Regions from separate parts of the Homo sapiens genome. Here region 2 is linked to region 1. A link is an interaction called in ENCODE POLR2A ChIA-PET data of the cell type or tissue named here. Cell type or tissue: A673. All regions are shown on one strand. Each heading gives the region's core, and the rest is flanking DNA. Links, peaks and the distances in the headings are about the cores only. Region 1 overlaps MIR4300HG (MIR4300 host gene). Region 2 overlaps MIR4300HG (MIR4300 host gene).

The links. ChIA-PET counts read pairs that join two places held together with the same protein. Peaks named below come from ENCODE experiments on the same cell type or tissue, not always from the same donor. Only the 100,000 strongest peaks of a DNase experiment are listed, where the experiment ranks them.
Region 2: POLR2A ChIA-PET joins it to region 1 with 5 read pairs; 2 of 35 experiments call an interaction of 5 or more read pairs at or near these places.

What each region holds. Positions count from the first base shown.
Region 1 is chr11:82,064,382-82,076,526 of GRCh38, reverse strand. The region is part of intron 5 of MIR4300HG (MIR4300 host gene); the gene reads left to right. Among named protein-coding and RNA genes, the nearest start is that of MIR4300, 180 kb to the right of the region's middle. In A673, for the core only: no CTCF peak of the experiment used is centred there; no DNase peak of the experiment used is centred there.
Region 2 is chr11:81,998,660-82,010,804 of GRCh38, reverse strand. All of the region lies in intron 6 of MIR4300HG (MIR4300 host gene), which reads left to right. Among named protein-coding and RNA genes, the nearest start is that of MIR4300, 110 kb to the right of the region's middle. RefSeq lists an enhancer at 6,477-7,676. In A673, for the core only: no CTCF peak of the experiment used is centred there; a DNase peak (open chromatin) is centred at 6,714.

The DNA.
Region 1 (12,145 bases), core at 2,673-7,672:
TAACACTGATGCAAGATTAAAAATAAATCTAGTTTTTTTCCCTGCTAGGTCTAGCTAAAAAATCACCGAGAAATGGTTTCCAAGTGCTGCTTCTTTTTCTCCCTAAAAAAGGATTCTGAGGGATATAATAGTTTGAAACCCCTTTGTCACTTAACATTTCAAATATACTAACAGATGGCTTCTCCCAGCTCTAGGCAGATGATGGTTCAGAAATAAGTGGTGTTAGGAGATTTCTTAGGAACGCTCAGGGACAGGAAAGACAGCTGTCACAGAATATCTTAATTACAGCATTTACAAAGTTCTAATTAATGTAATGGTACTTTTATGATTATATTAATGTTATGACCATCAGGGCGTTTGTTGCTGAACTCATTTGGCAAGATAACTTGGAAGTCATTGCATATTTTAAGGATAACAACTGTTATATGAGCTTCAGGATCTCTTGCTTTACAGTAGAAATTTTTTTAAAAACCAAAAAGTACTTTATACCTAATAATGAAACAAAATATATTCTTAAAACATGCATTTTGCTGATAAATAAAAATTTAAAATGTTAGAAATTTAGACATTACACAATGAAAAATTATAGAACATATTGGATAAAGTACAGTGCCTTTAGATTCTAGATGTCTGTGTAGGTGTCAGCATATATTAGCTGTGTGATTCTGGACAAGTCATTTCATCATTCCTGGGCTTGATTCTTTTTCAATTAAATGGAAATAATAACAATAATATCTACTTATCTTTGGTTTTACCAGGAAAATTTAGGTTGTACCTAAATAATTTGTAGGTTGTAGTTTTTGTTGTTGTATAAGAAACTGTAAATTCTAATCTATCTGAATCCCTCAGTGGAAGCTAGATAAAACTAAAGTGGAAGTTTGGAATTTCAAATGCCTCATTTATTCACACAAATAAGTAAATTAGGGGTTTTCTTTTTAAATTTGTTATTGTCTTGTTTTTCTGCTATTTGGAGTAGAATGTACTTCAAGTAAGAAGTGAGAAGAGTCTTGGATTAGACAGAATTGAGTTTGAATATTGCCTCTGACACACAGTTATGTGATCCAGGTCATGTTCCTTATCCCTTCTCAGCAGAGTTACTTCAAATAAAAATTGTTTGGATGATACCACCAAATCCACAGTATTATTGTGAAAACAAATGAAATAGCATGTGTTAAAGCATCTGTACACAGTGTATGATACATACCACGTTCCCATCATGTTTTCTTTTTTCTCATTTTAGTAAAGCTGTGATTATTAGCTTTTAAATTGAAGATAGCAGTGTAGGACTCATTAATTTTAAACACTGGGACGTGATAAAGCTTTTAAATTTTTATTTGTAAATAAATTATTATTTGTACAATTATTTGTATCATATCTCTTCTAGTAGATTTTAAGTTTCATGGGAGGAAAACCATAACTTATTTACTCAAATATTCAAAAATGTCTGAATGAATCAAGGAATTCTACTTTGAGTTGTATCTTAAAATGAATTCAACCATTTTAGCACGCTGTACAGGGCAATATACATTCAGCAATAAAACATTTCAACTGAATTCACCATGAATTTCAGGACAATTACTAGGCCTTTTTTATTGCTAGTTAAATACACTAGCCATCTCTTTTGATAAGCCCCACTAACATAGCCTTCCCCTAATATTTTCTATCCTATCACCCTGCTTAGTTTTTCCATAGACAAATTGTAGTCTGAGCTTATCATTTTTGGTTATATTATCTATGCCCTCATCTCTCTCATTAAAGCTGTGAAATTTGTCTGTGTAGTTTAATATTGTATCCTAAATTTTTAACCTGGTGCCCAGCACACAGGAGGCCAAGAAGTGACCCATAAATATCATTTTCATGTCAGTCCCAGACAACTTAGCTGTTCTTTGTTACCATGCCATACTGGTTTCTTGACTATAACATAATTAGATGATTCAGCAAGAGGAAATACCACTCACAAAAGTACAGTTTGGGGTTACATGGATATACTAAAGAACCAGAGTAATGCTTACTAACTTAAATTATTTTAATGCTCATAGATTATGCCATAAAATGAGTTAAGCCAGATTGAAGAAGCTTATATAATCAAACAATATCATTTTAGAGACTCAAAATTCTAAGTGTTAAAGAAAACGGGAACTGGAAAGTAATAACACAAATTTTATTCAAAAACTATTGCAACAGAGGAAAAGAGACCTCCCTATATAAGACTGAAATCAGTTTTAAATATAGCAAGGACAAGTAGGTATTTATAACCAAGGAGTTGATTTGAGAGGTGGAGGAGTTTAGTAGATGGAAAATTACTAACAGGAAACATCAATGATAGGAGGAAGTCTTGATAAACTGACTTCACTCGAGGTTCTTCCTGAAGGCAGGCCTAAAATATCAAGGGTGGAGATTCCCAATAGACTGACTTAACAGGAGTCTTACTAGAACTTGGCTATACGAGCCTGAGAACAAGGCCCAAGGAAGAAGCCTAGTTGAGAAAAGGGCATAGATGGGCCTGACTGAAGTTTGTTCAAAGAGAGGGCCTTTGTTATGCCATACACTTGGCAGAGCAAATAAAATTCAATTATTAGATAGACTGAATCCATGAATTCAATTCTACTTTTGTTCCAGGAGGCATTTACTGAGCATCCACAGATGACAGACAATGTGATGAGTGCTGGAGATAGAAAGGAGAATAGATATAATTTTGACCTTCAAAGATGCTCAATATCTGGCATCTATCTATAATCTGGGACAGAAAATCATATGCTTTTAATGCACAGATTGGGAAAATATGGAGTGAGAAAGGAGCATTCAGGAAGACTCATGAACTGGATAATGCTTGAACTGAGCTAGAAGAATGCAAAGGAAATGGTGAGGATAATGACCTAGGTGTTGGCATGGTTGTGGGTTGAGATTTCCGGGTACAGTTAACACCGTATGCAAAGGCACGGGGCTGTGAAAGAACTGGGCCAATTGAGAAAACTAAATGCTATTGTGGCATTCAAGAGCTTCTGAGAAGTGGCAGGTGAGGCTGGGAAGTTAAGAGATGACTCCTGAGGAGCTCTTGGTCTCATTCTAATGAGATAGGCCTTTATGTCAATAAAAAGTAACTAAAAGATTTTAAGTAGGAAAGTTTTATGACAGGAGTTTATTGTTACTATTGCTGTTTTTAGAAAAGTCACTCTGCTGGGTAGATGTGAATGGGAAACTCAAGATGAGTTAGGAATATACTACAGAGTTCAGAAAAGAGATAGTGTTGACAGAAAGTAAGGCAAAGGTGGAGGGAAGGAAATGAAAGGGTTCATAAAGTAGAGGAGTGTGGTTGACAGGACTCGATTACTGATAGGAAGAAAAATAATGTAAAAGAGGAATAAAATATTAAGCTTACCTATAAGTAACAACTATTTTTTCTAGGTGGGAAATCAGAAAAGTCGACATTGGAGTTTTATTGGAGCCAACCTGAGGAGGATAGATAAGGTGTCAATAATCAGTAATGGTGACAAATAGTCACCTTTAGATAAAAGGGCCTTGCCTGTGCAAAGTCGCCTATTTGACCATGCACACGCAGGAAAGAATAATGTGAAATATCGTTCGTGTAGCTTAGCCAAATGCACCAATCAGTTTACAACATGCACAATGGGTTATTTTATTCATCTGGAATTTTCTGTTAAACCACTTACCTGTATTGACGGGTGGCTATGAAATACTTGCTTTTGTTTAATAATATTTCATAACAAATGAGAAAATTAGGACAGGTCCTGTTACTCCATAGAATTTTAATTACTTCATGTCAAATGTTGAAAAATTAGCATGCGTTCTAAGTGGTAATATACCACTGGTATCATTAAGTAAGCTTGCAACCTCATTTGTCTAACAGACATGGCCAAATTATTGAAGGGTACTGAACTTTGACAGAGCCAGGTGGCTTGAAGACAAATGAAGCTGAGAACATTGGCACCCATAGTATCTCTTTCTTTCTGGAAAGAAAAGAAAGAAATTGTACAGGTTATCTTCTTTTAATGTTCCCTGATTGATTCATCTTCTGTCCTCTCTGTCCTTTTCTTTTCTGCCGTATATTTTGAGGGGTTGACTTATAGAACTGCATCACCCATACCTCCCTGTCTTCTGGCTTCGGATCAGATTCACCCAATAGGACTCTAGCAAATTATCAGAAGACAAGAGGAAACAAATGTCAGAGCCTCCTTGCTTGAATCAGTACCACAGTTCCAGCAGTGCTAAATCACTTCATAACTGTTCCTCTTGTTGGCCATCTCCTCCTGTATGGTAACAGAAGTCACTGAGCTCCAGAAGCACTGTTCCTCCTCTTGCCCCTTCAAAGCCATACCCGTTTTTACCACCAGATTGACCTCTCTAAACCCTGCACTCAACTCTGCAAATTGTTTCTTCACTGATTTTTTTTCCAAATAAATTATTTTAAGTGAAATTCTGTGGCCTGCTGAGACTAAATCTAAAGCAGCAATTTTCATATATTGAATTCCTACTATGTGATATCATACTAGTAACTTTCATGTGCAATATCTCAATCTTCATGTTATCACTGAGAGTGAGAAAAAAATTAACTCCATGTTTTCTGATATAGAAATATAAACTCATATGGAACATATCCAGTGTTTAATAAACAGGAAGTGGGCAAGACACATTATTAGTTAGCATACAAACTTTTATATATCTTGTATATTTTCATATAATTACCCCTACATAATGATTTGATGATATTATAAAGTGTATGGTTTTTAAATTGTAATTTCAGATTTTTATTACTGTATACATAAGTATAATCACTGTATATTGTTCTCATATCTTGCAACTTTGTAAAAGCTTTTCTTTATAAATTTATTATGATTACATAGATGATTTAGTCATCAGGGAATAAAATCAGCTTTATATCTTTCTTTACAATCTGGATACTATTTATTTTTATTTCCTTGAATTTTGGCATTAACTAACCTTCAGTACAAAGTTAGATAGAAGTGGTGAGGGCAGACATCATTGACCTTGATGGAGGAGGGTAATTTGGACTTTCACCATTAGGTAAGTTATCTGTAGATTTTTCACAGATTCCCTTTATGAGGTTGAGGATGTTGAATTCTATTTATAGTTTGTTGAGGCTTCTCAGGAATGAATGATGAATTTTGTGAATACTTTGCATTTATTAAGAAATTATTATCCTGTTTCTTCTTTTAGTTTTATCAGTTTTTGTTTCTTGTATGACTAGTCTGTGTTATTAGATGTGCAATCTATCCCATGAACGTATATGCAAAAAGTCTAAATAAATTAGTAATAGCTAAGTTTGCCCATAGGTAAAAGGAGAATGCCCCAAAATAATGATGAAGTTTGGCCAGGTGCAGTGGCTCATGCCTGTAATCCCAGCACTTTGGAGGGCTGAAGCGGGCAGATCACAAGGTCAGGAGTTTGAGACCAGCCTGACCAACATGGTGAAACTCCGTCTCTACTAAAACTACAAAAATTAGCTGGGCGTGGTGGTGCGTGCCTGTAATCCCAGCTACTCAGGAGGCTGAGGCAGGAGAATCGCTTGAACCCAGGAGGAGGAGGTTGCAGTGAACCAAGATAGCACCACCACACGCCAGCCTAGGCAACAGAGTGAGACTCCATCTCAAAAAAAAAAAAAAAAAAAAAAAGATGAAGTTTATTCCTATTCTAGGAATCTAGATTTGCTTATAACACCTAAAAACTAGATAAAGTACTTCATACTACTATCAGAATAAAGGAGAAAAAGGCTATGATTATCTAAACAGATGCTAAAAAATGAGACTGTTAAAATTTAACTCTCACTTATAATAGAAACTATTGGGAAACTAACAATAGATGGAAACTTTATAATTTTTATTTTGGGTACCAATAAAAACCAGTGTCATTCTTAAAAAAATTCTGAAATGTCCTGCCTTGAGTCAGCAACAAAACATAGAAGCTCACTGTTGTCATTTCTATGTATTATGATACAGCATATTCTAGCCATGACTAAGATTTAAAAAATCAATAGCTAAAAGGCAAAATAATTGTAAAAGGAGAAATAAATGAAAACTTTTTAATATTCAAAAACGCCATTGGTCTGTATATAAAAGAAATATAATTATTAAACAAGTATTAAAATTAAGTGAATTAAAGAGTAATTTACTTACAAGTTTCATATGAAATTTCAATTTCTATATGCAATCAACAATTAGAAATTTAATTGCGAAGACATAATTTTTAGTAAGAGAAAATATTAAATGTATTTCAATGAATCTAACAAATGATGTGTAAGATATTTTCACAAAGAATTACAACACATTGGGAGAAAATAGCAGAAGACCTAAATAAAGAACAGGGAGTTTCATGTGTTTGAACTGACAGATACAATATTGTAAACATGTTAATCCTGAGCAAATTGATTTTTAGATTTGTTGAGATTCTAATTAAAATCCCAGTAGGAGTATGTGTATGGGGTGGGTCATAGAAGTTAATTATAAAATGTATATGGAAAGGAAAAAGACCAAAAACCCATACAGTCTTAAAGAAGTGTAAATTTAGAAGATTTGTGTTATCAATTATCAACACTTAAAAAGGTACAGTTAATTATTGACACAAGAAAAGAAAGACATGGAGAAGAAAAAAGAACAGAAAGACACACATAATCAACTTTTAATATATGACAAAGTTAGAACTGAAAAACATGGGAAAAAGTAGTCTTTTAAATAAGTGTTGAAGTGTCCACTGGATATCCACGTGGAAATAAATGAAACTGGACCCTTGTCATGCGATATACAAGAATATATTCAAGCGGATTATAAACTTAAATGTGAAATATAACTAAGATAGTATCTTGGAGAGATATGGAAGAGCCAAGATGGCAAACTGACACAACCAGAAAGAGGTCCTCCTACTGAGAGAACAGATTGTCAAGAAGACCAGCACACTCCAAACAGATCTTCAGAAAGAAGGCATTGACAGTGGATGGAGGGAGGACTCACACCCAGGCTGAATGGGGAGGAGGCTAGGAACCATTCAATAGTTGCTAAGCACCAGGAATTGTTCCTGGCCCTGAGCAGCTTCTAGGCAAGGGGTAAAAGAGGTGTGGAGTGGCCTACTCTCATCACAGACCTCTGTGATGCCCATGACTCCCATGGACATTTGAGTTGGCAAGGAGATCTGCCAGGAGAGTTGGCAGACACAGAACTCCAGCCTGAAAGAGCCCAGGGGGTTTTGTGTAGGAATAGCTGTAGTGGAGTAGGGCCATGCATACCCATCCCCCAAGGCTCGTCATTACTGTAGATGGCTTCAGCCTTTGTTGGCCAACAGATCTGGACAGAGCAGGGCTATTTTGCTTGTGGTATGGAAATAGTCTGATCTGAGCACCTCCTCACTTACTGGCCTCTCCCAGGATGCCTGCCTGGCAAGACCTTCTTGCAGCAGAGCTGCAGCTGCACAGCAGAGACACCTGCCAGTTGCCACTATCATAGCTTTTTGCCAGCAGACCCCACCTAACAGTTGGAGAGCTGTTGAAAATGGACACCTCCCAGTGCACACCAGCACACAGCCATAGGCCTGGTCCTAGCCTCACAGGGATAGAATATGCAGCCCAGGAGTGCTGACCTGAGCCTTGGCCTCCTGAAATCATCCAAGAAATAAGGTGTATTAACTAAACCAAATTTATACCACAGTCAAACCCTCAAGGGCACCAAAGAATATAAAAGCAAAAAGCCTTATTTAATGAACAGCAGTTTCAAACATTGAAGGAATATCATCCAACACAGACAAGAAAGACCCAGCCAGAGTGTCCTCTTACCTCCAATTGACTGTACTAACTCCCCAGCAACGGTTCTTAAGCAGACTGAAACAGTTGAAATGAAAGAAATAGAATTCAGAATCTGGATGGCAAAGATTCAGGAGAAAGTTAAAACCCAATCCAAGGAATCCAATAAAATTATACAAGAGCTGAGACATGAAATAGCCATTTTAAGAAAGAGCCAAACTGATCTGATAGAACTGAAAAACTATACGAATTTCATAATGTTAAAACAATCCAAAGTATTAACAGTAGAATAGATTAAGCTGCAGAAAGAGTCTCAAAGCTTGAAGGTGGATTCTTTGAATCAATACAACCAGTCAAAAAAATAACAATTTAAAAAATTCAATGAAATCTTCAAGAATCATGGAATTATGTAGAGACCATATGTCTGCAATCCTAGAAAGGGATGGAGAGACAGCAGGCAAATTGGAAAACATATTGGAGAATCATGTCTATGAAAATTTCTCTAACTGTTACAGAGAGGTTGAAATGCAAATTCAGGAAATTCCAAGAACCCTTGCGAGATACTCTACAAGAGGACCATTCCCAAGATGTGTAGTCCTTAGATTCTCCAAGGTAACACACAAGAAAAAAATGTTAAAGACAGCTAGAGAGAAGGGTCAGGTCATGCACAAAGGGAATCACATTAGGCTAACAACAGACCTTTTGGCAAAAACCTTGCAAGCCAGAAGATATTGGGGGCCTATATTCAGCATCCTTAAAAAAAATTCCAACCAAGAACTTCATATCCAGTCATGTTAAGCTACATAAGTGAAGGAGAAATAAAATCCTTTTCAGACAAGCAAAATGCTAAGGGTATTCATTACTACCAGATCTCCCAAACAAAAGGTTCTTAAGACAATGCTAAACCTGAAAATAAAAGACTACTACCTGCCACCATTAAAACACACTTAACAACATATCCCACTGTCACTATAAAGCAATTATACAATCAGGTCTACATACCAATCAGCTAACAACACAATGCCATAATCAAGCATTCACATATCAATATTAACCTTGAATGTAAATGGGATAAATGCCCCCCTTAAAAGGTACAAAGTGACAAGTTGGATAAAGAAGTAAGCTCTAATAGTATGCCATTTTCAAGAGAGTCATCTCAAATGCAATGACACCCACAGGCCCAAAGAAAAGGGATGAGGAAATATCTATCAAGCAAATGGAAAAAAAAAACAAGAGGGTAGAAGTTGGTACTCTGATTTCAGACAAAGCAGACTCTAAACCAAAAACAATCCGAAAGGACAAAGAATGGCATTTCATTATGATAAAGTTTTCAATTCACAAGAAGATTTAATTATCCTAAATATATATTCACCCAACACTGGAGTATAGGATTCATAAAATAAGTTATTAGAGATCTACAAAGAAACTTAGATAACCACGCAATAATTGTGGAGGACTTCAACACCCCACTGACAGTGTTAGACAGATAATTGAGGCAGAATGCTAACAAAGATATTTGAGACTTATACTTGACATTTGACCAAATTAACCTAACAGACATCTATGAACACTCCACCCAACAACAACAGAATATATATTCTTCTCATCTGCACATGGCACATACTCTAAGATCAACCGCATGCTCTGCCATAAAGTCATTCTCAAAAAAATCACAAAAATGGAAGTCATACCAAACACACTCTTAGACCACAGTACAGTAAAAATAGAGATAAGTTCGAAGATCTCTCAAAACCATACAGTTACATGGAAATTATCAACCAGGAAGTCTCCCACAATTATTGTGTCGTTATCTAAGTTTCTTTGTTAGTCTCTAAGAGCTTATTTTATGAATCTGATATCCAGTGTTAGGTGAATATATATTTAGAATAATTACGTCTTCTTGTGAATTGAACACTTTATCATAATGTAATGCCATTCTTTGTCCTTTTGGATTGTTTTTGGTTTAAAATATGTTTTGTCTAAAATAAGAATAGCAACCTCTACCCTCTTCTCTTTTCCATGTACTTGATAGATGTTTCCCCATCCCTTTCCTTTTGACATTTGATTTAAAAATGAAATTAACGTAGAAATCAAGGAATTCTTTGAAACTAATGAAAAATAACAGAGACACAGCTCTGGGACACAGAAGTGGGACACAGCTAAAACAGTGTTAAGAGAAAAGTTCATAGTGCTAAGCACCTACATCAAAAAGTTATAAAAATCTCAAATTAATAACCTAATATCATATGTTCAGAAACTAGTAAAACAAGAAAAAACCAACCCCAAAGGTAGAAAGAAAAGAAATTACCTAAATGAGAGCTGAACTGAATGAGATAGAGAAGCTCACAAACTAGAAAGCCTGGAATAAATGTATAAATTCCTGGAAACATATAACTTCCCAAGACTGCACCAGGAAGAAATTGAAACCTTGAACAGACCAATAACAAGTTTGACAATTGAATCAGTAATAAAAAAGGTACCAACCAGACAAAACCCTGGACCAGATGGATTTGCAGCCAAATTTCACCAGCTGTATAAGGAAGAGTTGGTACCAATTCTACTGAAATTATTCTCAAAAAGTAAAGAAGGAAGGGATCCTCCCTAATTCATTCTGTGAGGTCAGCATCATTGAGATACCAGAACTGGGCAGAGACACAATGAAACAAGAAAACTTCAGGTGAATACCCCTGATAAACATAGTTGCAAAAATGCTAGCAAACTGAATCCAGCATCCCATCAAAAAGCTAATGCACAATGCCCAAGTAGACTCTATTTCTCAGATGCAAGGTTGGTTCAAAACATGCAAATTAGTAAATGTGATTCATCACATAAACAGATCTAGAAATAAAAACCACATGATCATCTCAACAGATGCAGAAAAGGCTTTTGATAAAATTCAGCATCCTTTCATGTTAAAAAAAAAAAAAATCCTCACTAAACTAGGCATCGAAAGAACATACCTAAAAATAATAATAGCCATGTATGACAAGCCCACGGTCAATATCAAACAGAATGAGCAAAAGCTGGAAGCATTCCTCTTGAGAACTGGAACAAGACAAAAATATCCACTCTTACCACTCCTATTCAGATAGTACTGGAAGTCTTAGCCAGTGCAATCAGGCAAGAGAAAAAAAAAAAGAAATGCATCCAAATAGTAAGAGAGAAATTCAAACGGTATCACTTCACAGGTGATAATCCCATCCAAGAAAACCCCATAGTCTTTTCCCAAATTCTCCTAGAACCAATAAACAACCTCAGTAAAGTTTCAGGGTACAAATTCAGTAGCATTTCTATCCATTAATAAGGTTCAGGCTGAGAGCCAAATAAATAATGCAATCCCATTCACAACAGCCACAAAAAGAATAAAATACCTAGGAATACAACTAATTAGGGAGGTGAAAGATTTCTACAAGGAGAACTACAAAACACTGCTGAAAGAAATCAGAAATGACAAAAACAAAGGGAAAAACATTCCATGTTCATGGATAGAAGGAACCAATATTGTTAAAATAGCCATACTGCCCAAAGCAATTTACAGATTTGATGCTATTCCCATCAAAGTACCAATGTTATATTTATAGAATTAGAAAAAAAACTATTATAAATTCATATGGAACAAAAAAAGAGTCTGAATGGTAAAAGCAACCTTAAGCACAAAGAACAAACCTGGAGGCATCACACTACTTGACTTCAAACTATACTATAAGGTTACAGTAACCATAACAGCATGGTACAAAAACAGACACATAGACCAATGGAACAGGTTAGAGAATCCAGGAATAAAGTTGCACATCTACCACCATCTGACCTTCGACAAAGTTAACAATAACCAGCAATGGGAAAGGGACTCACTATAAATGATGCTGGAAAAACTGGCTAGACATATGAAGAAGATTGAAATTGGACCCCTTTCTTTCACTGTATAACAATTAACTCAAGATAGATTAAAGACTTAAATGTAAAACCTAAAACTATAAAAAGAACCTTAGCCAAAAACCTTGGAAATACTGTTCTGGACATAGGCTTTGCCAAAGGTTTCATGATGAAGACTCCAAAAGCAATTGCAACAAAAACAAAAACTGACAAGTGGGACCTAATTAAACTAAAGAGTTTCTGCACAGCAAAAGAAACTTCCAACAGATTAAACAGACAACCCAGAGAGTGGGAGAAAATATTTACAAACTGTGTATCTTACAAAGGTCTAATACCAAGACTCTACAAGGAAGTTAACCAATCAACAAGGAATAAACAAACAATCCCATTAAAAAATTGGGCAAAGGACATGAACAGACACTTCTCAATAGAAGACATACACATGGCTGACAAGCATGTGAAAACATGCTCGGTGTCACTAATTATAAGATAAATTAAAATAAAAAC
Region 2 (12,145 bases), core at 3,827-8,826, 67 kb after region 1:
TATAAAGTAGATACACTTCTGTCATCACTACCCTCATGAAAACATAAAATACTGTTAGCGCTCCAGACTTATTTTTTTTTGTGCCCCTTCCCAGTGCCAACTACTATCTTCTAAAGGTAACCATTATTTAATCACCTTTTCTCTGTGTTGAATATTTTAAATCTGGCAGATAAAAACTTGCATAGAGACTAGTTTAACTATTATTAACTACTCCAGTTTGTTATTTTAATGACGGTTTTGTCATATAGACTTCATACTCCAGAAACAGCTTGTCGAAGATGATTTCAACTGAATACATAAATCTAATAAAACCCATCACACTTTCCAAAGAATGAAAACATTTTGCATGTCATTTTTCTTGTGATAATGGTAAACCTCTAAATGATTTCAGGTCTTCATTTGCAGACGGCCGTTTCCTTTCTCAAGATCCTCTATTTTAAGCCCATCCTCCTTGAATTTGAACAGTTATCACAATTGGGGAAATGGTGAAAACATAGGCTGAGGTAATATGCAAAATTTAATATTGAATTTTGATCTTATCACTTTCCACCTACCTATACACTCTTGAGGAATTTGGTTAAATTCTTTGAACCCCATATCCCACAATTATAAAAGAGAATAGTTACATCTATTTTATTTGTTGTCCTGAGTAAATAAGGTAACTCACATAAAAGTCTCTGGCTCATGGTAGTTGACATTTACCCCCATGAAAAACCAGCTCAAGGCTAGAATCTATGAGCTGTTTTTATATAAACCATTGGTTACATTCATTTTAAGGCCATAGTATGCTGCTGCATCCCTGAGTCATTTATATTTGATATTTTATTATGAGGCAGGATATTAATCCAATTAAATTGATTACCATGGTGAAGTAAGAGACAAGGGGAAAAGGGTATTGTCAATTTAAAGGTTTGTGGAGTAGGGTTTTGAATCAGACCACTGCAAAGGTAGCTAGTTACCCAACAAAATGTTGTACATTTTTTCTATAGAGTAACGTTGCTGGGAAGCAGGAATCACATCACACACATGCACAGGTGTGCACGCACACACACACACACACACACACACACACTCCTTTGAATCTCAAAGGCAGAGAATGACAGATATTTTCTGTAAAGGACCAGGTAATAAATGTTTTAGGATTTGAGGACCAAACAGTTACCAGTCTCTGTCAGAACTACTCCACTCTCATTTTAGAATAAAAGCAGCAACCTTAGACAATATGTAAACAAATTAACATTCTAATAAAATGTTATTGATGGACACTAAAATGTACTATTTTTCTCAAAGTATTACTCTTCTTTTGATTTTTTTCAACTATTAAAAAACATAAAATTCATTCCCAGCTCACGAGTTATATAAAAACAGGTTTTGGCCTCTAACCCCTTTTTTAAGCAATGGCAGAGCCACAAAATGTAAGTGGCTTTGTTCCCAATCACCATGAAAAAGGTCACATGAAAAATACCTGTTTGGAATTGCTACATCGGCAAAAAAATAAGCTATGTGCAAAAACAGAAAATTTAATTAATAATAATTACATCTGTTAGTTTTATCTAAAGGGTGTGCTGCTGTAACATTAGGTAAACTACCTGCTACTGGCTTAGTTGATTGACTGAAAAACAGCTAGGAAAATTGTATCAAAAACTAGAAAGTTGAAGACTTGTGCACACAATGGAAAAATATTTAGTAATAATACCTCCTGCATTAACTGGGAAAGTAGATTATATACCTACTGAACCCATATCTCTATGAGAAGAACTTAAAAAGAACTAGAATGCTACAGTTTGTTGATTATTCCGGGCAGTTTATAACAATGAATGAAGAGACAGATGTGAGTTCAGGAAAGACTTTATCAGCTTGCAAGCAGAAATGAAAAAAAAAATAGATAAAATGTGGAATTCTTTTGTCTTTGAAATGTTAGAAAAACTGGAGCTTTTGAAAAGCTTATGAAACAGATTTCCCCATGTGGAAAATATAAAATTAATCCTCTTTACACGGTCAGCGTTCATTGTACCTAATTTTAGTGCTTTGACTCTTAAATATTTTAAGGAATGACATTACATATATTTTTGTATTTCCTTATGAATATTGCTAAGAATAAAGGGAACATTTACTTAATTTTAATTGAATAAAATTTATTGTATATAATTCAATTCAATTACCATATAGATTCATTGGACTATTTTGTAAAACAAGATCCATAATGGGACATTAGTAGCTTTCATCAAACTCTTATAAAGAATTCAGGATTTTTCTTTGTGTGCCCATAATGTCAAGGAAGAGACAACTGACAGAAAAAGAGTTTTTACAATTATTATGTGAATCAAAAATAAATGCAAAGAGGCAGAATGCAAAGAAGTGAAAGAGAAGCCATTATAACTAATGCCATAGAAATAAAATGGATCAGAACAAACTGAACTATTCTATACCAACAAATTGAATAACCTAGGATAATTGAATACATGCCAGAAACATACAATCTATTAAAACTGAATCATGAAGAAGTTGAAAATTTGAGCAGGAAAATAAGTATGTATATTTAATCAGTAATCAAAATCCTCCCAACAATAAAGAGTCCAGGGCCAGAGAGTTTCACTGGTGAATCCTACCGAACATTTAAAGAAGAAGTAACAAGAATCCTTCGCAAATCTTCCAGAAACCTGAGGATGAGGGAGTACTTCCAAACTCATCTTATGAGACCAGTAATACTCTGATACCAAAGCCAGTAAAAGGCAGTAGAAGAAAAAAAAATATATTTCCGAGTGATGTCTCTAAGGAACATAGTTGCAAACATCCTCAACAAAACACTAAAATAAATATTTGGTTATTCTGTGTTAAAAGAGAAAAGGAAGGTGGCATATATAAATAACAACAAAAAAGACATGATACATAACAAAGAAGGAAACAAGTAACTGAACACAGAAAATAATCGTAGTGAATCACCTCCATTAGAACAATTATATAAGGCAAGAAGATACATAAACCCAGTGCCCAATGTGGCCATTCCGGACAGGGTCAGTGTGGTCAAAAGAAAATCAAACTGTGCAACAAGGCTAGTGAACTCTCGGCCCAGTGAGGAGAATGGCCATCACTAACGGGAAAGTCTCCAAGAGAAAACAGGAAATGACAGATTACGTAGTGAGACTGAAGTTGTTGAAAAATTGTTTTGAGGCGATTTTAGAATATACAGGAAGAGTACAAACAAAATAAGCAAATAACAAAAATGACAAGTATTTGTTCAGGAAAAACAAAAAGTAGAAAAGGAAATATAATTAAATATACTTCAATTCTCAGTTTATAAATAATCTTTCATATAATCATTTCATATAATGTAAACACAGTCTATATAATATAAATACGAAATAATGATATTGAGACAATGGGAGAGGGGAGGCAGAAGGGATGGCATTTTTCAATTAGAAAATTCACAGGCACTTTCACAGCAATTCAAAAGATAATTTCTGAATTTTATTAATGAAAATAAAACATACATTATTTTAAAAGACTTGAAAGAGGTCATCTTTGGGAGGGGTAACCAGGAGAGTAGGAAGGTGTGGGGTTGGAATGCAACAGCATTTTTTGTAAATCTTTTGTATACTTTCATTTGATAAAACAAATATTACAATACATAAATATAATTTTATAATAAATAAACCATATTAGTTTGTTAAAGTAATGTTAATTTTAAATAGTTTGACCTGGAATTTATGTCATTTAAAAAATGACTTATAAAAGTGTTATAAAATTTTGTAAATATAAATATTATTTGCCAAAATTATGTTTATAGTAATAAACTCAAATTTCTTATCAAAATGTGAAAAAAAATTAGGGTTAGAATATTTAATATTTTTTATTTTATTTATTTATTTATTTTGGAGACAGGGTCTTGCTCTGTCGCCCAGGCTGGACTGCAATGGCATCATCTCAGCTCACTGCAACCTCCACCTCCTGGGTTCAAGTGATTCTCCTGCCTCAGCCTCCTGAGTAGCTGGGATTACAGGTGTGCACCACCATGCCCAGCTAATTTTTGCATTTTTTAGTAGAGACGTGGTTTCACCATGTTGGCCAAGCTGGTCTTGAACTCCTGCCATCAGTTGATCCGCCCACCTTGGCCTCCAAATAATACTTTTCCATATAAACCTAATATTTAAAAAGCCAAGTTTCATATAGTTGCAAAAATCATCAACAAAACACTGAAATAAATATTTGCTTCATCTGTGTTAACATAAAAAGAGAAGGGATAAAGAAAAAAATAAACAGACATGATACATAGAAAGAAAGAAACTAGTAACTGAACACAGGAAATAATTACAGGGAATCTCCTGCATGATAGTGTTTGTATAAGGCAAAAAGATAAACATACACTCGAACTCCTGGTTTTCTCAAATATACTGTATAAATATAATTTTTTATGTACCACAGTGTGAAAATATTTGGGAAGCACTGACCTAAACTATCCCTCCTTTCAATTCTTATGATCATAAAATAAAATATGAGAGTTAAACTACTTGCCACAGTTAATAAACATTATTTTCGTAGTCATTTCTTTGCTTTTGAAAAGCTGCCTGAGTTTTGAAGGTAATAAAATCCAAGATATTGAGTAGCATTTCCAGGCTAGTCTCCAAAGCCTATTTACTCCATTCTATTGCTGAAAATAATATGATTGATTTAGATTTTAATGACTTAATATTTTTTGAAGTTTACATATCTTTATCGCACCTAGTATACTGTCTGAAACACAGTAGATACTTAATAAATGTTTATCAAAGTAGGAAAGCATTTCAGCCACCGTTTGAGGTACATGAACTTTTTTGAACTGACCAGGAAGTCTAATGATTCCTTCAATTATTGACTTCTCTCTCTATGACTAGGATATATTTTTAAATTTTGCTTCTCAAATAACATCAGAAGAATATTAGATATTTATCTTCAAGGGCTTTTATGTACTGAGTTAACAGTCAAGTTATTTAACGACCATTATACTATGAGCATCATCCAATTTAGATGGCTACCCTATTGATAAAAAGTAATTAAAATACTACAAAGATGAAAATAATACAATTAATACACATAGCACAAGCCAAGGCATATTGTAGACAATCAATTCTAATTTTATTTTTCTTTTTTGGAGAATATTATGTTTCAACCTCTAAACTATTTAACCTAAATAGATTAAGCCTATTTAGAACTCTTACTATTCTTGCATATGATGGTGAATTTCTTATCTATAATCAATGCTTTTAAAGAGGGCTTAGTTTCTCTGAACAAGTTATAGGTAGAGAAGTAGTTTTCTGAGCTACTGAATCAGCAAAAAGAAAGAGGGCACATTCAGTAGCATTAATGCAGTATGTGATATGTCTCATCACTATTGAATGAAGAGGCAGGAAATTACAGACCCATATAAAATGATGGGGTGTTGGGAATTTTATCAAATTTGCTTATTCACTTCAGCAGTATCTTAGTTCAGTGACACTGGGCTCATCGTTGTACTCTCTCAACTGAGTGCTCAATCTGTACTGCTATCATTTTATTAGGTTGGTGCAAAAGTAACTGCAGTTTTTGCCATTGCTTTTAATATGAATAATACTCAATACTTGCTCCTTTCCTCTTTCCAAATTTGATTTTAGTTTCACCACTCCCTACCCTAGTCACAGCCTCTGCTAACTCAGGAGAGTCTTTATCACTGTTGTTGTCATGATCATCTTCATTTGCCATTGCTCTTAATATAACTATAGAGAAACAGAAATGACTCAAGCACTTTCTTTGATTCTATAACCTGGTTCCACCTCACTCATCTTAAGATAGAACGCCAATCTTAAGTCTTCCTCACTAACCTTCCTGTTCCCAACACTAGCACTTTCTTCACCATTACTCTGAATTGTGTCACCACTATCACCCCATCATCTCCCCAGTATCATCTTTATCACATTTAGAGTAATTCAGCTTTCACCACCACCATTACGTGCAATAAATAGGTGCATGACTAATGTGGCAGAAAGCATGATTTATCAGAAAGCCCAGGCACAGACTATATTTATGAAAAACCAGTTTGAAATATTGACTTCCTTCCCAGAAATGTTTCCCTTGTACCACAAACTGACATCCACCCATGGTGCGAGGCCACCTTTCTATACATAGCCTAGTATCTTACCTTTGCCAATGTTGCTGACTCAATACTTGCTCCTTTCCTGGTTCCAAACTTGATTTTAGTTTCTCCACTCCCTGCGCTAGTCAAAGCCTCTGCTAACTCAAGACAGCTTTTATCATTGTTGTTGTCATAATCATATTCATTATCCACTGATTGCATAGAAATCTTAGTTTTCAGTTTGCTTTCACATAAGTCACATTTATTCTGGCCCCCTGATATGCATTCATACATGATCTTTCCTCTTCCTACACCAATTATTAAACCTTGTACTTTCCTCATTTTCTTCATTTTGGATGTCTTTTCCAGGAAACCATCTGTATCAGGAAGGGTTCCAATAGGAAACAGATGGCACACTTGAAATTGGATTATTTGAGGAAAGTTTATTTTAAAGGTGGTCAACTATAGAATTTGAGTGTTGGAGAACTGCAAAGACAAAATAGTAACAAAGGATTACCATCTCTAGGCCTAATGGAATAAGTGGAAGGTATTGGTAACAATATCCAGAAAGGAAATCATGTTCTTAAGTGAATACAGCTGGAAGGCAAAGGACTCCCGTGAGGGGTGGGGCATGGCGGGCTCCAGTAAACAAAGTTTTCTCCTGCTGGCACCAAAGCAGCCTGCTGGTTCCCACACTTGTTTGCTCATGCGCTCCCTCCCATGAAGAGTTGAACACTTCAGGCTGAGTAATCAGGACACCCTGTCGCGAGTCCTGTGAAGGGGTCAAGAAAATATCCTGCATCATTTGGGGGCTCATGTGGGATTCATCAGAAGAGTGAGTAAATGCAGATCTTACTCTGCTTTTTTTTCCCCAAAAGTTCTTGTCCTCAGACTTTCCTCTGAAGGCAAATGACACATCGAAACTCTGAGTCGTCACTTAAGGGTGAATGACACAGCTATGGAGGACAGGATGTGAACCTGCCCCCTCTCTCTTTTGGGTGAAAGGAATGTTGGCTCCATTTTTCTTCACAGAGGTCTAGCTGTCATGTGGGACTGAAATAAAGTCCTGGGGCAATTGAAGGCATCTGGCTGAGCAACACTCCCCAGTGTTGCAGGAAGAACCCTAGACTTGGCTTAATCCCCAACCACCTATTAGGGTGTCAGCTAATACCCCCAGAGTCTTCTATGATATTTTTCCTTTCTTCTTTCACAGTTTGAAATGACTCCTTTCTCTCCTTTTATAATGTTAAGGTTATATTGCTACAACCTGCAGGAATATTACTCGGTAGAATGAGCATTTGGCTAAGCCATCAGATATGCAATTCAGAACAATGCAATTTCCATCTTTTCTTAGAGATGCTACTCCAACATCCACTCCATCAGCTGCAGGCATGCACAGCACATGGCGGCTCTCCTTTGCTCCCTCTCCCAGCTTGGGTGCTTGGGTGTGTACACAGCATGCACATGGCGCAGCTAACGGCCATGAGGGGTGGCAAGGATCCATGGCCACCGCAGGAGCCCCAGACCAGACTCGGGGGCCCCACACGGTTAGTTGACCAGTGTTTCCCACTTGCCAACCCCTCCTGCCACGTGCCCACAGAGTCTTTCCTCCCCTGGCCAAGGGGTCTAGCTCCTTCCAAACCAGAGGAAGGTTACAGTGATTAAAAGAATCCATTTGCGTAGAGCAAGAGGTTCTTCCCCCAGCGTCCCCCACTTGTGCTTAAGCTGTTTTTTCTTTTTCTATTCAAGGGGAAGTTTTTTCCTACCTTTGAACTCTGCTTGTGGTAGGGAAGCAGTGGAGGAGCGACCCTGCTGGCTGATGACTGAAAATGTGGCAAGGCCCCCTGGGACTTAATCTAAACGAATCCATGTATCCCCCAAGACACCTTTTTGTCCTCAACTTGATTCCAAGCTTCAGGTTGAAGCCCTAGAAAGGAAAACTAGATCTAAGGGATCCAAAGGCAGGCAAAAGGCAAAGCATAGATGGGCAGGACTAATTCCTGCCTATTAAGTCCTTGTTTCATGTAAGAAGGCCATGCTCCATGGCATAGATGAGGCCCAGGGAACCCAAAAGTTTCCAGCAGTAGGGGGAATGGAGGCGTAGGTGAGTGCAAATAATTCCTATCCTCTAGCCGCCCCCTTGCCTCATGGATGCATGTTGCACTGGCACCCATGTGCAATTTGGGGTTAAAAAGGGGATAAAAAGATGAAAGACAAAAAGGGGGATACCCTTTTTTCTCTTCTTCACACACTGGGTTTTTGCTGAAAGGCGGAAGGAAATGAGAGATGCCTATTTCTCTTTCTTTCAGAACAAGCAACCAACCATCTTGACCATCCTCAGTTTATACTCCTCTGGAGTGTATCCTGAATCACTGGGACTGTTTGACCCTCAGACTCTGGAGGAAATATACTTCATAGCCTTTTGCACAAATGTTTGGCCAAATTATGATCTGCAGGAAATTATGATCTGCCTCTGGAAGGAGCTATTCATTTTGATACCATCCAGTAGTTGGATCTTTTCTGTAAACATGAGGGCAAATGATCTGAGGCCCCATATGCGCAGGCCTTTCTTACCTTGCCAGGTAATCCAGGCCTTTTCCACCAATGTAGGATTGATCCAACCCTCCTGTTTGCCATCTCAGGAGAGGCTGCAAGGGGAAATCCCAGGGAACTAAAGAAACAAGCCCCAGAGGCACCTCTAACAGGGGAGCCAGCTCCCTCTGGCCCTGCTCCTCTGGGTCCACCATGTCCTCCCTATCCAGTTTCTCTCTCTTGCTTGCCCCCTTCTAGAACTCCTCACCCTAGACAAGCCCCAGCCTCACTCTTGCCCCTCCAACAGATTCCTATTGAATTTGGCCCCGGTAAGGTCCAGATCCCCTTCACTCTACAGGACTTCAGAAAAATTAAGGGGGTCTTGGCAAGTTTTCAGATGATCCTGACAGATATATAGAGGCTTTCTAGAATTTAACTCTAGCATTTGAACTCTCCCTGAAAGATGTTGTTACTTTTGAATCAAACCCTGCTTAAAACTGAGAGGCAGGCTGCTCTGCAAACAGCAGAGAGATTTGAGGATGAGCTTTGTATGTCATATAGTATCAGGGAAAGGGACAAACTTTATTTAACTGGAAGAGAAGTGGTACCATCAGAGGGCTCTAAATAGGCTCCCAGTGATGAGATGGAAGAATAGAAGAGGAAACACTTTCAGTGTGCATAATGGAGGGCTTATGTGGGGCTAGAACTAAGCCTCTCAATTTTACCAAGCTATCTATGATAGACCAGGGATTTGATGAGAACCCCACTGCCTTTCTGGAAAGGCTAAGAGGGACCCTGGTAAAGCACACCTCTGTATCTCCTGATTCAGCAGAGGAACAACTAATCCTAAAGGATAAATTTATTACGCAGACAGCCTCTGATATCAGGAGGAAGCTATAGAAACAGGCCCTGGACCAGATAGTAGTTTAGAGAACCTCCTGAAAGTGGTCACCTTGGTCTTTTACAACAGAGACAGGAGGCCCAGGGGAGAGAAAGGAGACACAGGAAAGTGGCAGAGGCTTTAATGACTACTACAAAGCCCACAAACCCCAGAATCCCTGAAGTGCCCCTGTTAACTGCTACAATATGGCAAGCCAGGGCACTTTAGGAAGGATTTCCCAGGCAGCATGAGGAAGCCACCTCGACCCTGTCTAATCTGCAATGGGAACCACTGGAAGGCAGACTGTTCCAGGGGACCCTGGTCACTGGGTCCAGAGCCAATCTCTCAAATGGTCCAGCAGGACTGATGGGTTCCAGGGCTCCTCCCCACTGGCTCCAGTGGTCCAGACCACCATTACCATACAAGAACCCCAGGTAATTCTGGAAATCAAAATTCTGGAAATTCTGGAGTGGGTCTTTTGGTTCTCCTCACCAATCCAGGCCCCCTTCCTCTCTTAGCACAACAGTGAGGAGTGTCTCAGGAAGGCCTTTAACTTGATGTTTTTCCCAGTCCCTTAGTTGTAGTTGGGGAGACCACTTGTTCACCCATGCCTTTCTAATTTTGCCTGAAAGCCTAACTCCTCTGTTGGGCAGGGATATTCTGGCTCACATGGGGACCACCATCCTGATGGCCCCAGGAAAAACTCTTTGTCTCCCCGTAGTAAAGACCAATATTAACCCAGAAATTTGGGCAATTCGAGGGAAAATTGGCCGAGCCACACACAACTGCCATAGTGGTCTGGATCCATCATAAGGATCCCACCTCCTTTCCTAACCAGAAACAGTATCTCCTGAAACCAGAACTTAGGAAAGGAATGGAAGCCATCATCGATATTTAAGGTTGAAGGGCCTCCTCAAACCCTGCTATAGCCCTTGTAATACCCAGATATTGGGAGTATAAAAGCCCAAGAAGGAATGGAGACTGGTCCAGGACCTCCACTTCATTAATGAGGCTGTGGTTCCAGTTCACCCAGTGGTTCCCACTCCATATGCTCTACTAGCTCAAATACCTGAGGGGACTAAATGGTTCACAGTCCTGGACCTAAAGGATGCCTTCCTTTGCATACCATTATACCTCAACTCCCAGTATTTGTTTTCATTTGAGGATCCCTCCAACCAGACTACCCAGCTAACCTGGACAATGTTATGTCAGGGATTCTGAGACAGCCCCGACTTGTTTGAGCAGGCATTGTCAAAAGGCCTCTCTGAGTTCCTTTCTCTTCAGGTTAAAGTTTTATAATACATAGATGACATTCTCCTCTGTGCCCCAACTGAGGAAAACTCTCAGGAGGACAGTAAGGCTCTTATTAATTTTCTGGGTAACAGAGGAAATAAGGTTTCAAAATCTAAAGCTCGGCTCTGTCAGACTTCAGTGAAGTATCTAGGTCTGGTCTTGTCAGAGGGGACCAGGGCATTAGGTAAATAAAGAATTAAGCCCATCTCCTCCTTTCCCCTCCCCTAAGCCCTCAAGCAACTGAGAGGATTCTTGGGAATTACAGGATTCTGCAGACTATGGATACCTGGGTACAGTGAAATGGCTTGTTTTTTTTTATATCACCTAGTTAACGAGACTGAGGCAGCTAAAACTCACCCTCTAATTTGGAAACCGGAGACTAGACAGGTCTTTGTCCTTGCTTAAGGCACCAGCCCCCTTAATCTTCCCATAGAAAGACTTTTAATCTTTATGTGTCAGAAAGGAAGGAAATGACCCTGGGAGTTCTAACCCAGGCCCAGGGTCCAGCCTAGCAGCCTGTGGGCTACCTAAGTAGAGAGCTTGATTTGGTAGCCAGTCGATGACCAGCCTGCCTCCAGGCAGTCACAGTGATAGCGTTGCTAGTACCAGAATCTACTAAGTTAACCATGAGGAATAGCTTAACTGTTTACACCCCATATAATGTGGCAGGACTACTGTCTTCTAAGGGAGAATCTCTTGTTAGCAGACAACCGCCTCCTCAGATATCAAGCTTTGCTATTAGAGGGATCTGCAGTACCATTAAGAATTCGTCCCTCCCTAAATCCAGCCACCTTCCTCCTCAAGGAAGGTAGGGAACTCAAACATGATTGGAAACAGATAGTAGTAGAAACCTATGTGACCAGAGGGGACCTCACGGAAACCCCTTTAGAGAAGCTAGACTGGATTATCTATGGATGGAAGTTCTTTTGTAGAATAAGGGATCCATAAAGCAGAGTATATGTAATAGTTACCCTAAATGATGTTGTTGAGAATGTGTCCCTCTCCTCAGGCACAAGTGTTCAACTAGCCAAGCTAATTGCCCTCACAAGGGCACTCGAGTTAAGCAAAAGGAAAGCAGTTAACATTTATAAAGATTCTAAGTACATTTTCCTAGTTTTTCATATGCATGTCCCTATCTGGAAAGACAGGAACTCTTCATAGCTAACAGGTCTCCCATTAAATACCATCAAGGAATTAGTAGACTATTATCCTCAGTTTTCCTCCTATGGGAAGTGGCAGTAATACATTGTAAAGGCCACCAAAAAAGGATGGATGAAATAGCTGAGGGAAACAGGTTGGCAGACCAAGCAGCTAAATAAGGAGAAAGAGGGCCCCAGATTTTGGTTCCACTTGAA